Linked DNA regions of Homo sapiens: region 2 is linked to region 1. The links are chromatin loops, found by intact Hi-C in ENCODE. Cell type or tissue: ovary. All regions are shown on one strand.

Region 1 (2,500 bases):
AATTTTAAACAGTAATAATATACAAAGAGAAGTAGAACCATCAAAAGATTTATGTCTTCTGGAAAAGAAATATGACGCAATTTCACAGAACTGACTTTGGCTGTTCATTTAGCAAAAGCTTCAACATCTGCAGCCATGAAGTCTCTAATCCTACTGTCTCAACCTTCCATCTGGAAAAATAAGCATTTAAAAATTTGTAAAATCTTTTCATGTTTCCTTTGCATTCTTTTCCCTCCTTAGTCCTTCCTTTCAATTAATAAAATTAAAATACATTGACTAGCTAGCTAGCTGGAGTCACGGTATGGCTGAGGATTTTCCTAACCAGCAGTGCACAGATATTACAGCAAAGATGCAGTGATCATGCCATCAGTCTGATGTATTGCAGCAGAGCCAAGCACGGAGGTGCAGACGTCAGTGGCGCTCGAGCGGAGGCTTCCTAATGCACAAATTACATCTTCCGCGCCTGCGTTCCGTGCCTGCGTTCCCTCCCTGCACACACCCAGGAGCCTGATAAAAATGAAGCGCGCGGAGGACACGGAAATATCTAGAAGGCACAGAGACAGCCGAGAAAAATGACGGGCAGTACATGTTTTCTAGACTCATAATCTTTATACAGGATTACTGTATGTTTCTGTGAGTTTCTATGTACCGGGGGTGTGCTTACGTATGTGCGCGCCACACACACGCACGCATATACGCATATATGCACACACACATGCACACACGCACATACACACATGCACACACAGGCACATGCACACATGAGCGCGCGCGCGCACTCACACACACACACATACACACACACTGTGCGGTCCTCCTTAAGGGGACGAAGGGAGTGCTCATACTGAGCTTCCCTCTTGGAGAACGCACACAGCACAACCTCCGATGGGTTTTCCTCTCCTGGGGGCAGCGCTACGCAGGAGGCGGATGGTCACTGGTCTGTCCCGGGACCCACCCCTCCGGCGCCCCGCAGGCTTCCCGGGCTCTCCACGGAGCAGCCCCTGTCTGCATGGCTCCCTCGCGTCTCTCCACCAGGTGGACGTCTCCGAGTCCGGCTCCTGGGCGCGAGGGTGGGCCGGTGGCTCCCTGGGCCAGGATCCGCCGCTGCGCTGATGACTCGCACCCCTGAGAGGCGGGGCGGAGTCGGCCACCGGCGGGCGCCCACCCCATCCTGTCCTTGGCGAATGTCAGCGGCGCGACCCGCTCCTCCGCCCCCGCTTGGGCGCATCTCCTCTCCTCAAAACGGGACCTGGCCTCCCGTTTCTCCCCACTGACATCGACATCCATCCACTTCTCTATTTGTACAAATTTCCACAGTGTATCATTTCACCCCCTTGGATGTAAAAAGTGAGCTAATAATTTTCTAGCAGCATTCCTTATGCCAGCCTCTCTAATTTTGTATAAAAAATCGTTTTGCAATGGGACCAATGTTAACTCATTTATGCAATATATCGGTTGCTAAAATGAAATATTCCACTGAAGTCCATCAGTCAGCATAGGAATACAGGTCTTATATTTATTGCACCTAATCTACTTTTGCTTAGCATAGTTATTACTCATATCAGAATATGGGTCTAGACGTGAATGACGGAAGTTATATTTGAAATCGTGTCTTAAAGCTAGATATGCTCATGCCCATTTCTTTTTCATTGCGCACCCAAAATTGCCAGTACCATGTTCAGTATAAAATACATCATCCTTTGCACCCATGGGTCACCCCAAATGAGGCACACAAGTGAAGATGCAAATATTCATCTTTTTTTCTCAGGGATCCTCCCTGCCCTCCCCCCCCCCGCCCCCGCTTCCCCCTTGCAGTGCCTTCCTGGCTCCTTCTTTGCTGGGGTGGAAGAATATGGGGGGTGGGGGGTGGGTTTGATGCTTCTTAAAAACACATGAGCTGCCTCTCTCATCTGGCAATCATTGACTTATTAACTCTTATTTAAAAAGTTCACACAAATCCAGAGAACTTGTCCTGCTATAAGAATGCAGTGAGAACTAGACGAGGCGTGGAAGCCGTCCAACTGTGCAGGGCAATGATCCTAGGCTGTGGCTACAGGCAGACACGTGCGCCCCCGCGGCAGCTCCCAGCCTGGGTCTGCAGCTCCAAGCGCTGCTGTTTTCACTGGACCCTAAGAAAACCACGACTCAAGACCAGAAAGGTCTGGAATTAGAAAGAACAGACCCAACAACTCTGCTCCTGGGCGTCATATATGTCCTTTGAAGACATCTGGGGAAATGCAGAACACAGGCTGGGAAGAGGAAATTAAAATGATCATGAATATATACAAAATATCAGGCCACTCTCCTTGTAGCCACTTTACCCTAAAGCGGTAGCCCTCTGCCCACCTGACATGTGGTCCAAGCTTTTAATTGAAGACCATGCCTTGAGCTCTGTGAAGTTTTGATCTGAGCCAGCAGAGGCTGTCCCAAAGGTTCCGAGAACACTCCCCCATCACAGGCAGGACAATTTCATCAGGGAAGCTCTGGAGACCTGGCTTCA
Region 2 (2,500 bases), 50 kb before region 1:
TTAGACCATCATTTCAGACTGCTGAAGCTTGGGTTTTTGTTGTTGTTTGTTTGTTTTTAGTTCAACCTACATTTTTACTGTCTACCAGAATTTTCTGTCTTGAATGAATGTGACCAGCATACCATTATCTTTCAACACTCATTTCTAAGACTATATTGGAAACTCCGTGGCATTCCACTAGAGACCACCTTCCACGCAGTATTGTTCCATCAATTAGTATTCTGACCTCATGGATACACCCAGTCATACAAACATCCACCCTATATAGACATGGTTTCCATTCATAGACAAGAATTGTAAATTTTAAAATATCAAATGTACTAAGAGGTAAATTTTATGATTGTTACTAAATTTAGAGTGATTTTTACTATACCTTCATGTAATTTTTCTTTCCATAGGAGTGCATGTTTGAAATGAAAATGGAAATTAGCCCAGGCACGGTGGCTCACGCCTGCAATCCCAGCACTCTGGGAGGCTGAGGCAGGTGGATCATTTGAGGTAAGGAATTTGAGACCAGCCTTCCCAACATGGTGAAACCTCGTCTCTACTAAAAACACAAAAATTTACCGGGTGTGGTGGCAGGTGCCTGTAATCCCAGTTACTTGAGAGGCTGAAAAGAGAATCACTTGAGCCCAGGAGGTGGCGGCTACAGTGAGGCGAGATCATGTCACTGCACTCCAGCCTGGCCGATAGAGCAACTGCTCTCAAAAAGAAAAAAAAAAAAAAGAAAGGAAGAAAGAAAGAAAAAAAAGAAAATGAAAATTAATGGGAAAATGTGGCTGTGTATAAACTTTCACTGACAGACACATTTTCTGACAGAGCCACGTGGTGATGTGCAGAGAGGATTTGGATGAAGAGGAGCTGCTGGAAGCTGTGGAGTTGTTTCTGTGAAAAACGTTTCAGTGAGTCAGAATTTCTAGAGCTCAAGAGTGAGCGGGGGGGGGGCGGAATTAGAAACAGAAGGTGCATTCATCAGGTTTGAGATAACAGAGGGGCCTGGCTGACTACTCTGCACGCTGTGAGCCTAATAAATACCATTCAAATTAATGCTCCAAGAATTGTATGTGCTCCAGTTCCTTTTTCAACCAGATATAACTTGGGAGTGAATAAATGTGAGAGAATTGAGGTCAGTATTTTTTTTAAAGGAATGCAGAAGGGAGGAACGAGAGAGAGGCTGATTTAAGTCAGAGACTTCAAAGAAATGAAGGTTTGATGCGACTGTCCTTGCAGGCTGAGAACAAAACGGGCCTGAATAAGCACAGAGGGGAGGCGAGGTTCAGGGTGAGCTCCTAATCACCTGCTGTATTTACAGGAGAGAAGACAACAGGAGAAGTTAGGGAAGATATTAATTGTATATCCAAGTTAAAAATTAGTAAATATCTGTCAAATTCCAAGAATAGAGTGAGCATGAGGGAATATGAGGAAGTGGAAGGAGAAATTGAAAGGTGTCAAATTGTCATTTAGAATATGGGCAAAATAATTCCTACAGGTGGAATATTCCATACTTTAGCAGCACAGAAAGGCTGAGAACATAAGGAATCAGAACTTGGCCTGGTCAGCAATGTGGTTTTTCCCTCTTCCTTTTTCTGCTTCTATTTTTGGAGACGTAGAATGGCTCTCATATCCTATCATTACATTAGATGGCCAACAAAACAGGAGAAATTTCAGATTACAGTAAATGCTAGCATAAATGAGATTTTTTATTTTCAGAAAACATTTTCTATTTATATCATGAATTGTACTCGTTTTGTTTTTTCCACCCAATTGTATACAAAAATACCACTAGTTTTGTTATGGAATTTTTCTATTTGATTTACTTGCACACTGTAGCGGCAAAGAGGTGTCCTGTTTAATGAGCCTAACTAAGGTAATGATTTGTCTTCACACACAAACTGCAAAACAAAAGATTAATTCACAGACCTTGGCATGCAAGTAAAGAGAACTGGTAAATCAATTGTCACCATGTCTGTAATCAATTGCTTTGTACTGCTTGGGCAGCTCTTCTGTGCAAACATCTTCATCTTCCTTTTGGATAAAGAAATGTAAAACCATAACAGAGTCCATTCAGACATTTACAGAAATTAACATTAATATATTGAGAAATAAAAATATAACTAAAAGTATCAATTAGAATAATTCACGCTTAATTCCTATATTTTCTGCTGGTATGGTTATAGATTGAGAATAACATGACCAAAGACTCTGTAAAGGCCACAGATTTCTTTATGGAGAAAACTGCAGAAGATGAATACTGAGAAGGAAAAGTGAGTTGATAACACTGGATGGAAGAGAGAGGAGCGTGTGGGAGTAGGCTGACTGGGAGCTCCTTCCAGACTGGGCTCTGCCAATTGACGTCAGCCTGCCATGAGCCTCCCCCAGATTCTGCAGACCAGCTGGGCCGGCCAACTGTGCAGGCTGTGGAATTGGTGTTAAAATATTTGGATATGGTCATGGGGAGTGAATTGACTCTTAGAATCACAGACTGTTTTCAGTGCTAGCA

Evidence for each region. Peaks named below come from ENCODE experiments on the same cell type or tissue, not always from the same donor. Only the 100,000 strongest peaks of a DNase experiment are listed, where the experiment ranks them.
Region 2: it touches region 1 in a loop (4-fold over the local background); 2 of 110 quality-filtered maps call a loop at or near these places.

The regions. Positions count from the first base shown.
Region 1 is chr6:166,007,164-166,009,663 of GRCh38, reverse strand. No RefSeq gene overlaps it. Among named protein-coding and RNA genes, the nearest start is that of LINC00473, 20 kb to the right of the region's middle. RefSeq lists an enhancer at 265-967. In ovary, a CTCF peak has its summit at 1,040 (motif pointing right); DNase peaks (open chromatin) are centred at 443, 993 and 2,043; H3K4me3 peaks cover 1,197 bases; H3K27ac peaks cover 892 bases.
Region 2 is chr6:166,056,696-166,059,195 of GRCh38, reverse strand. No RefSeq gene overlaps it. Among named protein-coding and RNA genes, the nearest start is that of LINC00473, 70 kb to the right of the region's middle. In ovary, a CTCF peak has its summit at 1,197; DNase peaks (open chromatin) are centred at 925 and 2,375; H3K27ac peaks cover 2,339 bases.